2 separate regions of the Mus musculus genome follow, and region 2 is linked to region 1. Evidence: chromatin loops called from intact Hi-C (ENCODE). Cell type or tissue: left cerebral cortex. All regions are shown on one strand. Links, peaks and the distances in the headings refer to the core of each region. The heading gives the core; the rest is flanking DNA.

Evidence for each region. A loop is a pair of places that touch in the nucleus more often than their neighbours do. Peaks named below come from ENCODE experiments on the same cell type or tissue, not always from the same donor. Only the 100,000 strongest peaks of a DNase experiment are listed, where the experiment ranks them.
Region 2: a loop joins it to region 1, with 1.9 times the contacts of the local background. A loop is called at or near these places in 3 of 42 quality-filtered maps.

The regions. Positions count from the first base shown.
Region 1 is chr17:26,344,589-26,355,960 of GRCm38, reverse strand. No RefSeq gene overlaps it. Among named protein-coding and RNA genes, the nearest start is that of Neurl1b, 65 kb to the left of the region's middle. In left cerebral cortex, for the core only: a CTCF peak has its summit at 5,892; a DNase peak (open chromatin) is centred at 5,542; H3K27ac peaks cover 553 bases.
Region 2 is chr17:26,413,576-26,424,947 of GRCm38, reverse strand. It overlaps Neurl1b (neuralized E3 ubiquitin protein ligase 1B), which reads right to left and starts at 10,089. Exons shown (of 5, transcript NM_001081656.3): 1 at 9,953-10,089. The coding sequence starts at 9,983. In left cerebral cortex, for the core only: CTCF peaks have their summits at 3,180 (motif pointing right), 4,106, 4,741 and 8,570; DNase peaks (open chromatin) are centred at 4,112, 8,015, 8,615, 8,999 and 2 more places; H3K4me3 peaks cover 953 bases; H3K27ac peaks cover 1,712 bases.

The sequences.
Region 1 (11,372 bases), core at 1,677-9,676:
TTCATCAGTAATGACCAGCCAACATGGTTATGAAGGCATATGGGATTGATGTCTATGATGTCACTAATTTATTCTTTACTACACTACACTTGTGTTAGTGAGTACCAGCGTTTTCTGGTTACAAAACAAATTCCCTGCAAGTTGGTCGCCATACTGGCAGCACTTGTTAGTTTTGCTTCGAACCATCTCCTGCCAGACTCAGGTCTTGAACACCCAGACCCATCATGTAGTGCTATTCTGAGGGATGCAGTGTTTAGGAGGTGGGACCTGACTGACAGAAGAGTCTCTAGGAAGTAGGGCTTTTGAAGGTGAGACTTATGCCTGAGGCCCCTGCCTTCAGGCTGCTGGCTCTGCTTGCTGTCTCTGTGTGTGAACAGCTGTCACCTTGTGCTCAGCCACCATGAATGTGGACAGAGCTGCTCCTGTCACCTCCTTTCCCTGCTGTGACACTAGCCAACTGCAGATGAGGCCCTGTGGGAAAGTAGTCCTAGGCTGAGAGTTGGGTGATGAGGTAACCAGGTGAAAAGACAGCAGAGGAGCACAGCCGAGGAGCATTGTGGAGGAGCACTGTGGAGGAACACGGTGGAGGAGCACAGCAGAGGAGCATGGTGGAGGAGCACGGTGGAGGAACACAGTGGAGGAGCACAGCAGAGGAGCATGGTGGAGGAGCACAGTGGAGGAGCAAAGCAGAGGAACATGGTGGAGGAGCACAGTGGAGGAGCACAGTGGAGGACTGTGAGCACTTCCTCCCTTGATTAGTTCTGCCATTTGCTCTGGCTCTTAGAGCCCCTGAGGGATAAGTAACTAGACCACCTGGGCTGGAGTTTATGCTGTATGTTACCCTGGTGTTCCCACATTACCTGACGATGAATTTTCAAAGCTTGTCTACATTAATGTGGTACCAGAGTACATTCGTTCAACAAACCTGAGCTGGTCTGGGCAGAGAGCTGTGAGAGTAAAATCTCAAGCTTCCTGTTCAAGGAGCATCTTACTCAGTGCTTCTGGGGTCCCACAAAAGTCCTTCCTTTGCAGTCTCAGGACTTTTATTCACTATTTGATGCCATTCTAAGCAAAGGCACACTGCTGTTCACTTAGCCCAAATGCAATGCTCTCCTGTATGTTGCACCATTCTGGTTTTAAATGTCTACACTGAGCCTTTAACACATAAACAGTCACAAAAATGTTATGGTGACTCAACTCAGGGGTCTCAAATGGCTTCAAGAGAAAAAGCAGGCTCAAGTAACCCAGGGAGAAGAGAGGGCTGCCTGCATGGGCACAGAGCCAACCACTAGAGCAGGATGCTGTCGAGGGTTATAGGAGCCAACGCCTTATGCTGTGACCTGGGGTATATAGGACTGAGGGGTGCTGGGGACCACTCCTGCCAGCCTGTAGGTCGATATTGCCTGTCTTGGCCAGGGTGCCATCCTGGAAAGCTATGCCATGCTGATTCCTCTTCCCTGCCTGCTGCCTCCCCTTGATGCTAGTTAGTAGGAAGAATGTGGATGTAGTGTGCCTGAGCCTAGATCTTGCAGGGATGCAGTCACAACAATGGGTGCAGCAATTCTTAGCCCAGAAATGGACTGTGAGATGCCGGTAGAGGAGCACACAATGTCCCACTCTCTGTGTGCAGCTGAGTTAGAGGCTGTGGTCATGGGGCAAGCCAGGTGTGGGCCAAGGCCTTCAGATGTCACTATGAATACAAAAACTCACGGGCTCATTTAGACTTGCAGGACAAGGTGATCATGCTCATGGTGACAGACACAGGGTCCTCGTGTGATGGCACTGGTCACACACTCGTGAGGAAGCCCTGCACGATGCTCACCCCTGGACTAGTCAAATACAACTCCGGCTCTCTGTTAAATGGCAAGAATGTGTGGGTACTGGAGGTAGCATGGTTACCAGGTGCTGGCTTCTGCTGTGTAGTGGGGAAACCAGGCACCCAGGGGCTGGGCCTCGAGGAAAAGTGGCCCTAGAGCCGAGTGATATGGTGGCCAGGTAAGAGGACAGAAGAAAATCATGTCAGACAATCAGTAATGAGCCAGCTTACGGGAGCTGCTCAGAGAAGCACCCTTTCCCAGGTACTGGGCAGCCGACAGGAAAGCCCAGAAGGCTTTGCGCTATAACCCCCAGCTCCTGGTTACTGTGGCAGGAGATGCAGCTGCACAAAGACCCATCTGAGACATGTTGGGCGAGTCTGCAGTGAAGGTTTTGAAAAGTTCCTGATTCCTCCCTCCATTAATAAATGGACCCTGGGGAGATGGCTCAGTCAGTGAAGTGCTTGCCACACAAAACAAGGACCTGAGTTCAGATCCCTTCTGGACAGTCTAGCCTGTCAGTGGCATCAGGGTTCAGTGAGAGACACGGAGAGTGACCAACACATACACGCACACACACACACACCCATGATGAAAATGAATGAACTGGCTTAAACAGGGCACTTGGATTCCTCTCCTTTAGCTCTGCCAGCAGGGTCTTGTTGGGAGGACTGTTGCCCAGGTTAGAGCCAGGTCCTGTCTCAGGGCCCATCTTGTCTTTGTAGAATGCAGCTAAGGATTCCTGGCTAGGACACACAGCATACCAAACTGCCAGAAAGGTTGTAGCAGTGCCCAATCATGAAGCACGACGCACAGTTGCTGACCAGAGGCTAGAGGCTGTGCGATGTCTCGCACCACACACAAACTCAGCTTTTGAAAATGAACTCCGTGGTTTTCAGCCTCTCATGGTCCCTTCTCTCCGGTTCCAGTTCACTAGCATTTGATTCTACAGGAGAACATGTGCGTCCAGGTGGCAGGAGCCCTGCGGGGCTCGCCTGTGTTTCACTGTGGCCTGTGATTCGGTTGGAACCTGGAATCAGGGGGGTACCTGAGAGACTTGGGAGTCTGCTGGGAAGCTGCCCACCTCTGGGGGAGGAACCTCCCGATTCTTGGTTCTCTCTTTTCTCATCTGAGAAATCTTCTAGGGTTAGGCAGGGGGTAGGGAAAGAAGAAAGGGTAAGAGGAAGCAAAACTCTGCTCCACTCAGGCGTCATTGAAGCCTGCCTTTCATGAGGGTTTTGGAGTTCTTCCAGAGCACACAGCCCTGTACTCACCACTCAGTGTGGCCATGTCCTGTGGGGGCCCCTTGCGTCTTCCCTCCCCTTCCTTTGCAGCATCTGCTCCTGCAGCTTCCAACACAGCTTTGCTAGTCCTCAGCGTAGATTTAGAATAGTCTAACCTCACCTTGCTTGTCCAATAGACCTGAACTGAGCCCGTGGGGAAAGCCACCCGAGCTTTCTGTGATGGGTTGGCTCTCTGGGGTCTTTAAAGGCCTCGTGGCAAGAGATTGATCCGAGGAGAAGCACTGTAGGGAGCATGTGGAGCCTTCGGGGGATGGAACAGAGGAAGGCCTTCGGGCCACTGTAGGTACTTGAAGGTCAGTACAACATGACTTTTCTTCCCACCCTGCTCCCTTGCCATGAGGGGACTGGTTGGTCTCCACCACACACTCTTGCTGAGAAGAGCCGCCTGCCCTAGGCTGAAAGGCAGCAGAGGGAGCTGGCATAGAGCAGAACCCTCAGGACTGTAAGCTCAGATGAGCCCTTTCTCTCTACAAGCTCAGTTCATCTCAGTCCGTATGCTGGGAACAGAAACTGCCTGCAGAAGTCCTAGGTGTCTGTCAACACAGTCTTAGCGTTCTACATACCTGCTGTGTGAACACTGAGAGACCAGGGCGTGCTGGAGTGCGGGCCTTCTGGGTCAGGCAAGTCCTCTGCACTGGTTACCAAAGCGCCCATCATTGTGAAGTGAGAGACAAGCTGTTGTTGGGGAATGAGGCTGGAGTCCAGTGCCTCACCTCAGTGAGAGCAAGGAGTCTAAGCACCCAGTTGTCATTGTCATGGATTGAAAATCATTTTACACGTGGCAGAGGTAACCCCTTCATGTACAATATCCACTGTGCTGGGTTGCTTCATCTGAAACGGTCACTGTCACTCCACACTGTCCACTCAGTGACATTCAAACACTGCTACTCAGGATCTCCTGGATGCCAATGGAATCCGCTAACGTCTCCTGGCCTTCAGTAGCCTGAATCTCAAGTAAGTGTCAGACATGGAGTCCACCAGACCCTTGGTTACTTCTGGCCCCACCTCTCATCAGTTGTCTGAACTAGATATTTCACCATTCATTCTCTGCCTCAGTTTTATGTCTGTAAAAACAGTGCGTGCAGGTTGTTTGGCCAATAGGGCTAACAGGGAAATGTCTGAGAGTGCCTGAGAGTAGGCACAGGGCTCTGAGGTGACTGTGTATAAGGAGGGTCTAGCCTAGACTGCCTGCATATAACCCAGCTGGCTCCAGCGGGTATAAGCCCTCAGCTGTCTGCATGCATGATGAAGCCACGCTTACTGTGAAGGGCTTGGGCAATGGCATTTCTACCTCTCTCCTCCCCTTGGCCGTCACTGACAGTTCCTGTTGCTTAGTGTTGACCCAGTGTTTGCTCTCTACCTGGTAAGAGTGGCAGCCTTGGCCGTGCTGTGGTTTAATTCACAGCTGTGTCTAGACAACTGGTCCCCAGCTGGTGCATCTGTTTTGGGAGCCCATAGATGCTGTGGGGTATAGAGTCCAGCGGATGGAGGGAAGTCACTAGGCTGAAGCTTTGATGCTTATAGCAACTGCTGGCTGCTGTCCCAGCAGGAACCTTCCTCACCCTCCATGATGTGAGAGGACCCTACCATACTCCTGTCATCATGAACTTCACTGTGCCTTCCCACCATGATGGGCAGAGACACCTCTGAAACCATGAGCCAAAATAAATGTTTCCTCTTTGGAGTGTTCCGGTCAGGAAGGGTGTCCTAGTAAATTACCCCCGTCTGGGCGCCTTTGCAGTTTCCTGCTGATAGTGAAATGTTTCAAGTGGAATCTCTCTCTCTCTCTCTCTCTCTCTCTCTCTCTCTCTCTCTCTCTCTCTCTCTCTCTCTCTCTCTGATTTAGGCTTCCCCAAGCCATGACCTCAGCCTGAGCAACTTTCCAATCTTTTCCTGGAAGATTTCTGACCCCAGAGGGAAACTGGTCGTCTGTCCCCTCTTCATCCCTGCCTGTGTCCACACCACACTGATCCTGAAAAGGATACGAACCAGTGAGGACCCTTGACCTCTCTCCTCCACACTCCCATGTTGCCTCCCGACTCTCCAGTCACTAATTTGACTTGTGCTTGGGAGTTTACAAATAAAAATAACAGCAGAAAGGGAGGGGACTTTGCTGTGCACTATGTTCCATCACTGTCCGTTTCCTTTCTCTCCCTCCCCCATTCTCTATCCCTCTCCCTTCCCTGCCTCCCATCTTCTCCCATCCTCTCCCCTCCCCTCCTCTCCTCTCCCCTCCCCTCCCTCTCTCTCTCTCAGGTGGATGGTATCAGCAGCATCATTCTGCACGTGGCAAGCAGAGACCATAGCAAAGATAAGTCATGTGATCATGCAGCTAGAAATGGATAGAATCAAGATTTGAACTGAAGTTGTCCAATGAACGAGCTCCCCTTCCCAGTGAATGCGGCCTCTTGCCTGGTAACACATTAAGCATGCAGTTGGATGCTAGGGTGCATTCTAATTCCAGAAACACAACTCCCACACCATCCTGAAATATGTATATAAACACTAATGCTTTTCACTCTGGGAATTCGCTGGTGAGGCCCCACTGCAAAAAAAGGATGCGCTCATTTTTAAGCCTAGAAAATGTGTTTTTCCTTAACCCAAAGTATTTCTTTTGAGTTTTTTTTTTTAATCATGCCTAAAATTCCCACCATTTGTCTCTGCAATCTCATTAGGGCATTCTATCCCCAGAAGTCCCTAGTGAAGGGAAAACCCATCACTCAATACAACAGTATGAAGCTATCATTCTCAATTGTCAAAAACATTCTCCCAGGAGTCTCTTTAAGTAACAAACCTTACCCCTACGCCCTCTAGGGATAGGTGCATGGATCAGTCTTGACCAACCACAGTACTTCAGGTCCTTAGTCACTGATTTCCCTGCCAAACAGCATGTGAGCCAGCACAGGCCAGAGTTCTTCTCTGGCCCATTCTGATAGGATTTGCTAGAGAACTTCTTGCCCCTTGGGCTATGAAGATGAAAGAATCTGAGCCCACAGAACCTAAACTGGAAAGAAAGACAAAAAGAGAAAGAAGTAGGTATCTGAAGGTAGTGGTGGGTGCCTACAAACGTCCCAGGACCTGGGAGGTGGAGGCAGGGGGGTTATGAGTTCAGTACGAATCTGGGTGATGTAGTAAAGCCCTTTCTCAAAATTGAAAAAGAAAGAAAAAAATCAAAAAGAAGAGAAGGAGTGGAAAGGAAAGTTTTCTTGGTTACTTTTCTATTGCTGGAGTAAAACACCATGACCAAGGCAAATTACAAGAGAAAGAATTTAACTTGAGGGTTACGGTTTCAGAGGGTTAGGGTCCATGATGCTGGAGAAAAGATGTAGAGGCAGGAACAGCTGAGAGCTCACATCTTTTTTATTTATTTTACATATTATGAGTATACAGTGTAGCTGTACAGATAGTTTTGAGCCTGCATCTGGTTGCTGGGAAATGAATTTAGGACCTCTGCTCACTCCGGTCAACCCTGCTCGCTCTGGGGCGGAAAGATTTATTTATTACTATAAATAAGTACACTGTAGCTGTCTTCAGACACACCAGAAGAGGGTGTCAGCTCTTATTACGGGTGACTGTGAGCCACCATGTGATTGCTAGAATTTGAACTCAGGACCTTCAGAAGAACAGTCAGTGCTCTTACCCACTGAGCCATCTCTCCAGCCTGAGAGCTCACATCTTGATCTGTACATTGAAGACAGAAAGACAATGCACATGAGTCTTTGAAAGCTCAGTGCCAGTGAAACACTGCTTATCAAGTCCAGTAAAACAAGCACAGTTTTTTAAATAGTTTTATTACATGTGTATGTGAGTGTGTGTGTATGTGAGAGTGTCTGAGTGTGTGTGAGTGTATGTGTGTGTGTGTTTGTGTGAGTGAGTTGTGAGTGTGTGTGTGAGAGAATGTGTATGAGTGAGTGTGTTTGTGTGAGTGAGTTGTGTGTGAGTGTGTGTGTGTGTATATGTGTGATTATGTAAGAGCGTTTGAGTGTGTGTGCACATGAGTGAGTGTTTGTGTAAGTTGTGAGTGTGTGAGTGTGTGAGTATGTGAGAGTGTGTGTGTGTTTGTGTGTGAATGAGTATGTTTGTGTGAGTTGTGAGTGTGTGTGTGTATGTTTGTGTGAGTATATGTGTGTGTGAGTGAGTTGTGAGTGTGTGAGTGTGTGTGAGTGTGTGTGAGTGTGTATGTGTGTGTATGTGTGTGTTTGTGTGAGTGAGTTGTGAGTGTGTGTGTTTGTGTGAGTGAGTTGTGAGTGTGTGTGTTTGTGTGAGTTGTGAGTGTGTGTGTGTGTGTGTGTGTGTGTGTGTGTGTGTTTTAACACATATATGGCAGGCATGAATCTGCATGAATCACTTCTCGCCTTCCACCACGTAGATCCCAGAGATCAAACTCAGGTCATCATGTTTGGCATCAAGAGCCTTTATCCACCGAGCCACCTTTACCCACAACCCAAGTAGGTTTTAAAACAAATACATCAACTCCAGGCTTCTTTAGTGATCTTCAGTGGGACTGAAGCTCACCATTTCCTCTCTCTGAGCTTCATCAAGAAAAATTGCATAACACTTCCTCCGCCCATAAAGCCACTAGAGCCATCACACGTGCCCTGCTTCATGGTCTGTTCTAACATCCATCACATCTCCAAAGGTCCCACCTCCAACTACCTACCATCAAAGTTGGATTTAAGGAGAAGGTTCCCAGTACATGAACTTAGGGAGGCTAATAATAACCATTCTGTGAGGCATTAGGCGGAATCATGGGCCTGAAAGAAAGCCGTGTGCTCTCAGCTTCAACCCATTCTGTCCGTGGGAACCACGGCAAGCATTGTCAGCAACTTTGTTGTTCAGGGTCCAGCCACCCACAGCCAACCACAATCCCCAAATATCTAATGGGAAATTCAGAAATAGAAAATAATGTTTTAAACTGCAAGGTCATGCAATTCATAAAGCAAAATCTCCCAGCTAAAAATGGAGCCAGTTTTTTGTCTGGTGTTACCTGATCTCTACCTTCTACTCTCCTGTTGGCCATGCAGCTGCCATCTTGCAGCAGTAGCAGCAGCAGCTCCTTATTGATGAGTTGGCTGATCTTAGGCTACAGCAGAGCCCACCACCAACTCGTGCAGCAGGAAGTGTATCTGGCCTGCTATGTGACTGAAGCTGTCATCCTGTTATGCTAACAGCTGTTTGAGTTACAGAAACCTCAGGAGGTCTGGACAGTGTCCACCCAAGACAGCTGACCCTCGTGACATCTGTGGTCTGCTATTGAAAATATGAGTACACTGTAGCTGTCTTCAGACACATCAGAAGAGGGCATTGGTTCCCATTACAGGTGATTGTGAGCCACCATGTGGTTGCTAGGAATTGAACTCATGACCTTCGGAAGAGCAGTCAGTGCTCTTAACTGCTGAGTCATCTCTCCAGCCCATAATCCATGATTTTTAAATATCTACCATAAGTTGTTGCACTTACCTGTGTATCTTGGCTCTAAGAGCACTGGCTGCTCTTCCAAAGGCCATCTTCCCAGCCCTAAGGGGCTCTTCTTTAGGGGCTCCTGGGTGGCCCCAGGAAAAAGGTTGGACTTTGGGCCTCAGCACTCCACCTTCTCTGCAGCTGATCTTCCCTGCTCCAGTACTTTGTCCAGTGACCTAACTGACTTATGTTTCTTTGTTTGTTTGCTTGGTTGGTTTGGTTTGGTTTACGAGGGGGATTGAGTAGACTGGAATCCAGAAACAATCCTGGTTATTAAAACCACTGTGATAGTTAGGGTTGATTGTCAACTTGACACAATGTAAACTAAAGAGGGAGAGGGCTTCTGGCCACCCTCGTGGGCGTTATCTTGATTAAGTTGATTGATACAAAGACTCAACTGTGAGTGGTGCCATTCCCTAGGCAGGGAGCCCTGGACTGTAGAAAACAGAGGAAGCAAGCTGAGAACCAGCACCCGGTGCATCTAGTCCTGGCTGTGGGTGTGATGTGAATGGCTGCCTCTGGCTCCTCGCCTTCCCCCCCACTCCCACCCCTTAACCCCCATGGTGATGAACTGTACCTCCGCCTATGAACCAGAATAAATCCTTTCTCCCTTAAGCTTCTTTAGTCAGGGCATCTTATTACAGCACCAAGAAAAGAAAGTTTTCCACTGAGAACCCTCACCAGGGATCTGATGGTTGAACTAGTCTGGGTTACATAGGAGAGTAGAAAGCAGAAAATCTCCCTCCAAACTCACTGCTCAGAGAGGCCAGTCACCCTTCAAATCTCTCTGTAGGTTTGCACTAAAGTTTATAGATGCATGTGAGCTGGCAGATGCAAGCCACTTTGTGTGTTGTGAGGTCTCTTATCGTCATCTAGAACAGGCCTGTGGTGGGTTTCCAGTGCTTGTGCCTACTGCCACGCCTGGCTCGGCTGTCTTTTTTTACGGGTGATCTGTTGAATCTCCTCAGCCACCGTGTGAAGTAGTTATGACAGTTCTCGTCACGGTTGGGGAAACTGAGGTGTGAAGAGATTAAAATAAGTCACTCAAAGGATCTGTGTGACAAGTTCCACAGACTGAGGCGATTGACCTCAAAAGGGGGAGGCCTCCTGGAACCGGTTGTGGAACTCTTCGCCGGAGAAAAAAATATTGAGTGGTAGTTCTCATGGCAATGTTTTGTTTTCTCTTATTTCTTTTCTTATTTACATGTTCCTGGTAGCCTAGGCCAAGATCTTAAGTGAGAATAATGGGTAAGAAACCATCCCTAGAGATGGGGCCACTAGCATGACCTTATCCTCAGGGAAACCAATGCTTTACTTTCTAAATCATTTACAAAACTAGTATGGAGCTGGGCATGGTGGCACACATCTTTAATCCCAGCACTTGGGGAGCAGAAACAGGTGGATTTCTGAGTTGGAGGCCAGCCTGGTCTACAGAGTGAGTTCCAGGACAGCCAGGGCTACACAGAGAAACCCTGTCTCAAAAAACCACAAACAAAAACAAAAACAAAAAACAAAAAAACAAACAAAAAAAACTAGTATGATAAAAACTTTCCCAACAATAAAATTTCATATGGCTACATTGTGTCATCGGTGGTAGATTTTGATATATGGTAAAGAAAGCCTTAATTAGAAAGAATTAAAATAGTTTAAATTTAAACATTGAAGAAAAAAATCAGGCACTAGATGTTAAGTAATAACTGACCACGGGGCTGGAGAGTTCAGCGGTTAAGAGCACTGACCGTTAAAGATTTATTAACCTGCTCCTGGAAATAAGCCACTAGCCTTGGACAACAGCCCCCGCTGAATACATCCTCTTAGAATTGTTGTATTTTGATGATTTATAACGATGTTACCTGTTCTGTTTGTGATTCACTGAATACGTAGTTTCAGGGTTGTAATGCTTGGATGATTTTTGTGTTTTACTGTGCCAAATGATTTTTGTTGGTATCTGTGATTGTTTCACTGGATATAGTTTCTAAGAGATGTAATGTTTGGTTTTTTAATGTATAGAATCCCCTGCTTGAGAACTGCAAAACACACTCAGATTCATACTGCCTCTGTATTTGTTTCGTTTGTCACCACCGAATCCTTACCCACCTAGCTTCGAGAACCCTTCTTTCAGAGACCCCCATACCTGACTGGGGTCGTCCGTGACAGCTGGCGCCTGAATGTGGGACTCGAAGCAGGTAAGCTTTCTCTCTACATTTTTTCAAAATTCTTTTTCAGTAAAGGATAGGATTTCATCAAGAGTGCTGCAGACTCCTCTCTAGAGAAACATCGAGTTAGGACGACAAGAACGTGAGCCAGGCATGGTGGCGCACGCCTTTAATCCCAGCACTCGGGAGGCAGAGGCAGGCAGATTTCTGAGTTCGAGGCAAGCCTGGTCTACAAAGTGAGTTCCAGGACAGCCAGGGCTATACAGAGAAACCCTGTCTCAGAAAAAAAAAAAAAAGACAACAAGAACGTAAAAATCATGGGGCATTCACAGTCCAAAAACAGAGGCTTGTTCCTGGCAGTATTGAGTCATATGCTAGAAAGTAGAGGTGTTACAACCTCAAAGAGTTTGGCAGCATTTTATGACTTTGTACTGAGTGTCAGTCCATGCTTCCCAGAGGAAGGAAGCTTGTCTTTAGAAAACTGGAAAAAGGTAAGACTAGAGATGAGGAGAGTTCATGAATGTCATGGCCCTACACAGGTCTCGGTTCAAGCATTCTCATCATCAAATTAGAGACCTCCTTTCAGAAAAACCAGAAATGGAATCCTTTGCAGAAGAGGCACCCTCCTCTGACGACAC
Region 2 (11,372 bases), core at 1,326-9,325, 69 kb before region 1:
GGCAGATGCGGTTCAGGCAGGGGAACGGGCAGCGGGGAAACCTGGGAGAGGAGAATAAGCAGACAGCATTGGGAGCTTTAGTGGAGCAGGAGGATGCAGGGGGAGCCAAGGGCTGTGTGATAAAGGGTCTTAAAGCCCAGGCAAAGATCGTCAAGAAAGCTTGGGGCTGCTTAAGAGTTTGAAGCTGGACAATGCCCCCAATGGATCTACCTCTCTGAAGAATGAAGTGCAAACTGTAAACCTCCCTTTATTCCCTGCCTGTCCAAATGGCCCAATAGAAGAGGCATGAGAAAGGCGGCATGAGAAAGGCAGCCAGGATTTTGAACATCGAGTCCAACTGCCGCACCCCCCACCCCAGTGGCTCTTCTCCAGGCAGCCCTGGCAGCTGCTCACTGATAAGGGCGGGAGCTGCCCAGGCCTGTGTTTCCCTCTCTTTGCTTTGCAGACAGCCACTCCCCCAACCTGGTGCTCTGAGCGGAGGCTTTGTGCCAGGTGAGCACCTACAGGTTCTCCTAAGAGTTGGGTGTTTGTGCCAACAGACCTACTCAGCACTTTGAAGGGTGGACATGGAACAGGAGTGAAACAGGCTCTCTAGCACACTCCTCTTCGCAGACTCACACTGCATAGCATGTCCACCCCAGGTCTCTCTAACACCCCAACCTGCAAGGAGAGCATTGCAGATGTAAGTGAGGCCATTGTGGACTTGGCACGGAAAGGGACTCTGGCTGGGGCAGGCAGAGTAGCAGTGGAAACCATCCATCAGCTGGTTACAGCCTCAAAAGAAGGTCAGCATTTGGCGGAACTCAGGACGGACAAAGGCAAAAAATCTGAAAAGGGAACGAGGTGGCTGGGAGGAGGGGGAGGGGGGGCTCCCATGGAGGAGGAGCTCCGAGGGAGGGCCTGCAGCCCTGAATGGAGCTACAGGGACACCTGCTGGAAGGCTGATCCTTCGATCCCAAGCCCACCACCCCAGAGACAGAGGTGGCTGCTACAAGCCCTGCCCCTGAAGAAGAGGACCTTGGAGAGGCAGAGGAACTGCCTAAGCCCCGGCTGACTGAGGTGGGCTGACAGTGGGATTCTAAGCAGCCATCTAAAATGGGATCAAGATGCTGTGACCACGGCCTGTGAGGAGGCTTAGCACATAGTAGGCCAGGGTGTGCTTAGTTTTGCACCGCAGGCTGGCTATTTTAGTGTCTCATAGTGCCTACTGCCCTAAGAGGTGAAGGCCTGTGCTGAGCCTGTGAGAGCCTCCTTCGTACTGGGTTCAGGCTTCCTGCAGCCAATCTATAGGTCAAAACCCATTTCATAGATGGGAAGATGAGGTCTAGAGATGGAGAGGGTCTAGCCATGGCCAGGGCACAGGTCAACCACACTTGAGCGAAAGCCCACACTTGTTTCCATGGGACAGGAAGGAGATGTTGGGTGTGAGAGGGCAACTTAGTCTTAATCCCTCATCTCAACAAATCTGGGGATGCGGATTCTTTGCCTCTAAGCATAGAGGCCACACATGGAGTCCTACTGTGTGCAGGGGTCTAACTTACTTCTGTCTCTCATTTCCAGAGCTGGAGGAGAGCAGTACCATTGTCACTCTGATCCTAAAGATGGCGAGGGGTGGGGGGGGAGTTCAGAGTGGGGAGCTAGCTTGCCCGAGGACACACAGCTTACAGGCAGCAGGACAGAGATTTGCACTAAGCACTGCCTCCAAGCCCAGGGCTCTTTCTTATACCTCTCTTGGAATTCTAGCCAAGTCCAATTGTAATTGTTGTAAGACCTTGGGTCCGGCTCCAGACATCAGTGCCCAAATCTGTCAAGAGGGAGATAGAGCCAGGCAGTGGTGGTGCACGCCTTTAATCCCAGCACTTGGGAGGCAGAGGCAGGCAGATTTCTGAGTTCGAGGCCAGCCTGGTCTACAAAGTGAGTTCCAGGACAGCCAGTGCTATACATAGAAACCCTGTCTTGAAACAAGCAAACAAACAAAACAAAAAACAAAAAAAGAGGGAGATAGAGTGAGAAGGCACAGAGCCCCCTGGTTCTGAGAACAAAGCCCCCATCTTCCGGAACAGAGTCCTATGCCACAACCGGGACACATGGAAATTCCACTCCTCCATCTTGTGCCCTTGAACACCAAGGACCTTGAAGGACAGGAAGCTCCCTTGAGGCCCAAGGAGAGGCTGTCTCCAGTGGAAAGTTACTGAGTCCAGCTTTGGAGGCACAAGGTGGAGCGTGTGCCTACCCATCCCATAAATCTATCATCCTGGGGGGCCAAGGGGAAGCGAGCACATGCCTAAGGGCCATAACTGTGGTATAAACTGGGTGGTGTTGAGGGTGCAAACAAAATGCCCTGGGCCCTCTGCCAGCCCACAGCCAGATGCCCCCACCTATCCACTTCCCCAAATGGCTTACTCATTAAAGAGCTTTTCCTACCAGTGGGAGGCAAGGTCTGAGGTAGGGTGCTACTAGGCCAGCGGAGTCCCCGTGAGAAGGAATGAGGAAGGATTAGGGTGCTTGGCGGCTGTTCACAAACACCTGCCATTGAGCTGAGCCGCATAGAGGTTGGCTGGATTAGCTGGAGAGGGTGGCTTCCCATCACCTCACTGTCCTGATCTGTAAAACGGGTCTAACTCCTACAGACCATTAAGGGGACATAAATGCAAGGGTCAGAGAGCCATAGAAAGCATTCCTGGCTCACCGGGGCACCCTATCCCAAGATCCCAGAACAGACTGTCCTCCGAGGATATATGTGACATATGGCTATGGCAAGCCACTCCAGACACAGGCATTCATTCCCTCACCCTTGCACCAGGGGCCTTGACTTGTGGAAGTCCTTCAGCACTAAAATCTGTTTCTCTCGACACAGCAGACCTCTGCCCACACTGCCCTGCATATCATGTCTGAAAGTAGTTCACAGGTCCTGGAGGCCCCAGCTGCTAATGGGGGACATTTCCAATGGGATGGCCTGTGTCTCTTCCCAGCTGCACTGCCCAGAAAGCCCCAGGACAGTGCCTATCCTCTGACTGGCTTTGGCAAAGGCTGGGATATATACTCCAGATATGGTGGCTTCTCAGGCAGAAACCCATGGTGAGCCCACCAGGAGCGTGCTCAACTTTCCATGCCTGCAGGTGGGATTCAGGACAACCAAGCAAAGAATGCAGAACTGTTAACTGAGTTAACCTGCAGGGGGCACCCTCTTCAACCCAGCAGTCCTCAGGACCATTCCTGCCCTCCAACGTGCAGAAACTGTGTGCCCCAGGGTAAGAGACTGTTTCTCTTTGTAGCAGTCTCCCACCAGTTACATGTGGCTAACAGCAGTGGCTATTAGGGCCTGTGCTGAGGCTTAAACAAGCTGCTGCCTTAGGATAGTGTTTGGCTCACACAGGCTGCTGTACGTTAGCAGTTATTATTACCCTGTGTCTGACTCCTCTGAGAACACCTGATCCGGGCTCACGGTGGAGCAGTCGGCTGGCTGGGTGAATTCATGACTCTAAGGCACAACATGAACACTTTTTTGGTCCAGAGCTAGGCACACCTGGATGGTATCATCGCCTCAGTGTGCCAGGAGAGGGTGTGGCTTGGAAGATCATGCTACCCAACTGGCTGAAGGGGATGCAGAGCACAGATGTAGGTAGATAATCTAGGACCCTGGCCGACACCGTCCATGACAGCCAGAGTGGGGACAGGATGTTCCTGCCTGACATCCAGCCTGTCAGCTTTGCCCACTGAGCTCGGGTTAGCAAAAGTGGGCCTGTGGTGCCGGCTGTGGTGTGGGTATGCAGGTTCCATTGGGCAGGCACATGCACTCTGAAAGAGGCCAGTGCGGAGCCACACCCACCTTTGTGGATGCAGAGCCCAGGGTGCTGGGAGGGGATGTTTTGCTATAGGCAAGCGGGATACAGATGAGTCACCTTCAGATGACAGAGAAGGAAAGTCCCAGGATGCTTAGGGTGGGGACAAGGGGCATCCACTTGATGATGGACAAAGGTTCCTGAGGGCAGGCCTGAGGTTGGGTGGCTCACCTGACTCTTCTCAGCCACCTAACCCAGGGCAGGTTTTATTACTGCTCTGAGTCTGTTTCCTGGTCTTGTGCCTGAGCCTCTGCTCCCACTGTCTGCCTCTAGGCTTCTGTTTTACACCCCCAGAGCACAGCACTAAATACAGACAGGAAGTACAGGCTCTTCCCTTTCCACCCAGGGAGGATGAAACAGTCTGACCTGGCCCTGGTGGGGAAGCTAGGGAGTAGATTGCACTCGGTCTGTAAAATCCTTCAACTATCACATCCCTCCCCACAAGTCACCCAGTTAGTACCGGCCCCAGACCTCCGCAGTTCTGCTCCTGTCTTCTCCCCCAACCTGGGGTCTTTGACCTTGAGCCCTCTGCCTTCAAAGTCACTTTTCCCCAGGATGGAGTACATCTCCTCCAGGAAGCACTCCCTGACTCATCTTCAGGTCTCTCTTGCCACTCACCATCACTACTGTGTCTTGCCTGGTGTCACCCACTAGAACCTGACTCCCCAAGACCAGGCTATGGTCCCTGTCCCAGATGAGTGTGCCAACTGCCCTATCAATAGCAGGTGCTCTGGAAAGGGCCTGAGAGCCTGAGACCAATGTCCATGTGCCTGAAGGGAACCTTCCAATCTAGCCCTGGATCTGAGGTTGAGACTGACCCAGCCACCTGCCAGCCAGTCCTTATGGCCCCCAGAGGCAAGGCTGGGAACTTCTTTCCCGAGTGACAGCCATGATGGTCTTCTGTCTTGCTTACCAGACCCTACTCAATTGACCCTGCCTTCCTGGGAGCTGCCCCTCATGTTCCTGCTTCCCGCTGAGGATCTGGGGTGCAGTGTGGCCTTAGCCTAAGGTCTGGGCTCCAGGCTCTGCCCTCACCTCCCCTGCAGCCAAGTGGCCTCTGTCCCCAAGGGCTGTATTCATCAGAGATACATTTGACCTGTGACATGGACATGAACGGACACTGTGGCACTTAGGAAGCCTGGGTTCAAGGCCAGTCTAGACCATACAGAGCAAGAGCCTGTCTCCAAAGAATCCTCTTGGACTGTAGAGATGGTTCCCTGGTTAAGAGAGAGCCATTACCACTCTTGCAGAAGACCAGCCTTTGGGTCCTAGCACCCATAATGGGAAGCTTATGACACCATGTTACTTCACTCTAAGGGATCTCAATGTTCCTCTGGCCTCTGTAGGCACGACACATATGTGGTACACAGACACACACACACACTCACACACACACAGCTGGAGAGACTGCTCAGCAGTTGACAGCATTTGCTGTTCCTCTAGGGGACCTGAGTTTGGTTCCCAGCACCCACACCAGACAGTTTAAAACCATGAGCTTTCCAGTTCCAGGGAACCTGACATCTGACTTCCAAGGACACCTGCACTAACGAGCACAATCTCACACACATGCATATACATAATTAAAATAATAATAAGACATCTTTACAAAATAATCCTTTTATAATGAGTGCATACTAGTATATTTTCTACGTTGTATCACTAAAGAGCATTTAGTAGCTGGAGCTGACCCATAGTAGACAGGCATGTTGGTGGCCCACCTTGGTTTGGGCCGATAGGGTAGCACTAAGCTGGTCCACTCTACAGGAAGCATGCCACCCTCTGGTCATGGCATTCAAGCCTGCACCCCATGCTGGGCACATGATAGATGTTGGTGGCCACAGAATAACTAAAGCATGAAGCCACATGGAGACCCTAAGAGCAAGCAGACACTCAGCTGGACTTCCTATCGGAAGGTAACCTCTTCCAGGAAGCATTCCTAATCACCCACAGTGAGGGGGGGGGGCAGATGAACCAGATGGGATGAAACAGAAGAAGCCCAACTTGTCTGTCCAGAACACAGACCACTTCTCCACCTTGCATCCATCCACACAGGACAGACCCCCAGCTCCTCTCCTATATCCACTGTCTGCATAGCGCAGCCCACGGCATCCTTACAGGGCCTCACCAAAGGGAACTTGCCCAGCCTACACGGCAACATGTAGGTCTCTAGGCAGTTGAAGGAACTTCTGTGGCCTTGAGAGGCTCAGCTCAGATAGAAAAGAAAATGTCAATGACCTGGGGGAAAAGAGGGGTATACATGGCCAAGAGGACAAAGGAAGCTCAACTCAGCTCCACACTGCATCTGAGAGAAGAGGGTGCAGAGAAAAGCAACTGTCACTTGTTGACCTTTTGCTGGCTATGGCAGAATAACCAAGACCGCTATCTTCCCAGGGGCTGAGAAAGACATGGCTCAGAAACACCAGCAGCTACTTGCTCTGAGAGCACCATCTCAGCAGTCAGACAGGATGCTGTGCCGCAAAGTGGCCAAGCAGCTGTAGGGCTCTGCCCAGGTTTGCTTTGTCTAGGAGGGCCTTGTTTGAGGCTGATGGGGAGAGGGGCTCTGTGGGAAGGATCATTCAAAGAAGGGGTGAGTACACCCCATCTAGACTTAGCAAGCTATGTAGTAGGTTAGGAATCCTCTCTCTGTCTCTGTCTCTCTGTGTCTGTCGTCTTTATATCTGTCTCTGACTGTCTCTCTTCCCCCTATGTATAATGCTTCTGCCCTTGACATTTCTGAGCCTTCATCTTTTATCTGTGAAATCAAAGAGAGCCCCTTTGAACACCCCAGCCTGCCATGGCAGCCCAGTGCAGTCTGGGCATAGCTTCTCAACCAAAACTCCCAGACAAGTAACAGGCTATGGAGCAGGCTTGGCCAAGCACTTGACAACTTAATGATTAAACCAAGTCTACAGTTTGAACTTAGCATCTCCTCCAAACAGTGCTACAGGTGAACCCCAGAGGTGCACAGGGAAGGGGCTAGAATGTGCTGGTTGGTACCCACCCCAACCTGGGATGGTACTCCCCCCCCAATTTCTACCCATTTATTTTCTCCTTATAAAGTTCAGGGGAAGCCCAGGGCGAGAACGCGGGGCATTAGGAACCTGATGGATCTCTGTCAGCTAAGTCCCAGCTTGGATGGAGCCTGTGTGGGCTGGCCTTACCTGGTCTCCCTGTGTGGCCCGCCTCTAAACTGGAGGGCACTATACCTTACGTTGCAGGGTTGAACTGCACCTGGGAAGGGAGGCTGACACATACAGTAGGAGCTCAACAGATGCAATATCTCCCGCTGACCCTTGCTCTCTCCTGGGTCAAGGGTATACATCAGAATATGTTGGTGCAGTTTGAGAGAGCTGCCAAGGTTATGAACACCAACCAAAGGGCACTTCCCTTTCTTTGGCATTTCCTTATTGTGCCATGTAGCACACACACCATGTGCATGGTGGAATGCCCAATAAACATTATCTAAACCATGGTGGCACTTAATAAGTGTTATCTGAGCCTCGATTGAGAGGATATCGCCTGTCAGGAGGAAAAAAAAACCAACAACAGAGAACTTTGGAGCTAAATAGACCCAGATCTCAATTCTGGCACTGCCAACTAGAGGAGCTCTGTAGGCAAGAACAAGCCATTTGACCTCCGAGAGCCTTGGTTTTTTGGTTCTTGTTTTTGTTTTCCATCCATCAAATGGGAGTAATGACTCTGCTGGAAGGGGTTGCTGGGAGGACTAAACTCATTCATTCATTCATTCCCCAAGCATCCAAACATCGACTGTGTCCTAGCCCCTACTCAACACACAACAGTGATCATACATGTGTCACACAGTGACTATGCTCAGGAGAACCATAAAGCAAAGAAAGGGGCCTGGGAGGGAATCACAATGTCAAGACTCAGTCTATAGCAGGGGCCTGAGGGAAGGGAAGGAAGAGAAGGGGCAGCTGCTCGGAGGTCAGCGTGAAACTTGCAGGCAGCCTGCTCAGAGTGTGATCAGAGTGTAGCAGCCTTCAGAGGCGTGCTTAGCTCATGCCTGCAGTCACAGATGCTGGGAGCCTGGTGAAGAACCCAGGTGCTCAGCAAACGCCAGCCCTCGATTTCCAGTCCTGTGGAATGAACTCCACCCCACACACATGTTCCTTCCCTGAGAAGGAGAGCACAGGCTTCCTCAGGGCCAGCCTGTGCCAAGTACTCCTTCAGCCAAATATGCAGGCTCCATGTGCGCTCCACCACACGGTTCTGAGGCTGCACTAGGCACTAGGTTCTGGGCCGGGCAAACCAGGGAATGAGACAATCAAGGCATGGAGTCTGTCCTCACAGAACCCCTAGAGAGTCACAAGAAGACACAGTGATGGTGCAGCACAGTCATACAAACACGAAGCCTTATGAAGGTGTCCCCATTAGGGCAGAGAGTGTAAGGTCCCTGGAAAAGGTGACCAGAGAACCTGGTGGTGAGACAAGAAAGAACAGTCCAGGTGTGAGAGGATGTAAAGATGCCAGAAGCCAATGGCAGGTGGATCTAAAAACAATATATAAGTCTTTACATTTTGGGCACCTGTTATCTGATGTGCCTCCTCACTGAGGGTAGGAGGTTCCCACACAGCATGAGGTGACCTGCCTTGACTCTGAGCCCCCAGCCTAGAGTGCTCCACCCACAGCATCAGACTCCAGGGGAATGGGCACCCCAGCAATGTGTGAGCACCTGGTGAGACAGCCTGTCCCTTGCCTTGCTCCAAGTGTGACCCACAGGTGGCAGAATGGCTTTTTAAAAAACCAACCAGAATAGCACAGGAATTCTAGTTGAGTATGTACTGTGTCTCCGTCATGGGCTTCTGTGACTGCCATCTCTGATGTGACCTCAGGTCCCTCCAGATCGGTGGCTGGGTCTCTTCAGCCTAGCAAGAAGCGGTTATCACTCTGTCTAGTACAGACCCAGGTTCCAAAGCCACCTCTGAAGCTGACCAGCCTGTGACTCCACCTGGCTGACCTTAGGAATGATCCAGTAAAAGCCACCCAGGGGCTTGTTAGTAGAAGGGGCTGTCTGTCTCCCCAGTGGTCCTTAGGTCTCAGGTTGGTCCAATCCCTTCCAGGGGAAGAGACAACTCTATTAGGATAACTGCCGGAGGAAGGGCTGTGGGGGTGTCAGAACAGAGATGGGGTGTCAGCTGGGCTGTGCTAAATCTGACCTACAGCCAACTTGCTTCTTCTCTGAACTACCCTCCCCCAACACACACACACACACACACACACACACACACAGAGAGAGAGAGAGAGAGAGAGAGAGAGAGAGAGAGAGAGAGAGAGAGAGAGAGCCTCTGCTTAAGGATGCTGCGAATGCCGAATGCCCAGTTTTATGCCCAAACACTTCTGAAGACTTGGGACACAGTGGGGGTGAGGGGCGGGGCAGACAGGCTGACAGGGCCCATGCAGTCTCCCACCACTGCCTGTCACCGGGTCATTTCTCCTGTACTGAGGTTAAACTTCTTGTGTAAAATCGGGGTGTCTTTTCTTAGGAGGACGATTCTTTGCAGACAGGCAGTGACAGCCTCGGCGCGCTGACATGTTCCACCATCACTAGGTATTTTCAGCGAGGCGTGGCGTCCCCCGGCCTCCGCACGCCCGCCCCACGCCCCTCGCCCACCGCCTTTCTCGGGTCTAGGAAATTCTAGGGCGCTTTTAACTAGGGGGCGATGCGCCCCACAGCAATGGCTCAGATGGGGCTGGGAGGGCCCCCAACAGAACGGACACCCGAACGGGGCGCAGCCGGGCGCGCGTGGGAACGCCGCCAAGAACTAGCACGTGTGCCGGGGGCGCCTGTGGACTGTACGCGGAGACCCGGGACACCCGCGCCCTGCAACCCCCCTGAAGGGTTCCGGCCGGGGGAAGCCCCGATACCTCCCTCCGGCTCGCTCATTAGCGACCTCCGGCTGGAACAAAGGCGTGGGGCGCACGGCCAAGGCCAGGAAAACCAGGAGGGGTCCGCACATCCCTGCAGGGGTGCGGCTCCGGGGCTCGGGCTCCGGCAACCAGGCTCTGGCTTGCACCCGGGCTCCGCGGCTGCGACGACCCGGGGAGGACCAGGCGCTCCGCGCCACTTCGGGGCGCGGCTCCGGGCGTACCTGGCAGGGTCCGGTGCACCGTGTTGCCCATCGCTACTCCGAGACTCGCGGCGCGGGGCTAGCTGGGCGGGCCGGGGGCCGCGGCCGGGCTGCGGGGCATTGCCGCTGCACCGGCGACCGGCGGGCGGCAGATGGGCGGCGCGGGCGGCGGCGGGAGGAGGCGGAGCCACCGGCCCGGGCGCGCCCGCCCCGCCCCCGCGCCCGCCACCAACCGTGCTTGGGCGGGGCTGGGGCCGCCGCCGCGTCTTTTGAAAGTTTGCACCGGTAGCGCGCTGGAGAGGCGGGGCTGGCCTCCTGCCCTCGTCGTTCCCGCGCGCACCGACCTTGCTCTTTTTGCCAATCGGGATGGGTCGCCGGGTGCCGAGTCCTTGTCCAGGCATTCGGCCACTTTGGGTGGTGCCTCGACTCAGGGACGACGCGCACACATGCAGGTCACGCCAGACAGTGTCAAGGGCTCCATGACAGTCCATCCAGGGTGAGATGGGGGTGGGGGGTAGGGATGGGGAACTTCTCCATCCCCTAGGCCGCATACCTAGGAGGAGAGACTTCAGTATGTAGTGGTTGTTTAGGGGGGGGGGCGGGACCCAGACTTGAGCTCACTGTGCCTTCTTCATTAAAGTACTGCCCACACCCTATGTACCAGGCCCTCTGCTGAGCCCCAGACGCAGTCCCTGCTCTCAAGGAAGAGAAAATTAGCAATCAAGATCACATAGTGGTCAAAACCAACAATAACATTGAAGTGTCAGATAGGGCCGGCTGAGGGTTTTTGAGAGAACGAGGTGGCATGTGAGGTGGGTAGTGTTGCCAGGAGGTACGAGGCGGCGGCGTTGGGGGGGGGGAGGGGGCTGAGAGGGGGAGGTGCATCCACTCCCACCGCATAAATCTTTTCTCAGAACCTTCCAGCCTTGGCTACTCTTCTATAAAAGGCCAGCTAGCCCATGCCACCCCTAGTCCAATTCACAGACTAACACACCAAGGTGGGGGAGGTGTAATGACTCTGTGAGGAGACCCAGTCCCTAACCATTACTTTCAGACTCCCATACTCAGTACTCTCGTCAGTTTAGGAAGCAGGGTTATTACCTCCACAGCACAGACAGGGTAAACCGAGGGTCAGTGGGTAGACGAGATGTCCAAACCTATCTCCCAGTGGCTGAGGGCAAGCTCCCTCTGAAACGGAGTAAAAAGAGGTGCTCAGAGGACCGCCTCCTGCCTTGGTTTCTCGTTGTCCTCAGACTCTCCTCTGTTGTTCCCCAGGAAGCCATGGCCAGACCTATTCTGTACTGAGTTTCTAATTCTCAATTACAAGTGCTCTCAGTTATTTAAAATTTCACCCCAAACTCTGGTGGGCAAAGGTACTTTAGCTGGGTAGGCCTTCACTCTGTATGACCCTGGGGTCCTTAGAGAGGTCGCCATTGCTATA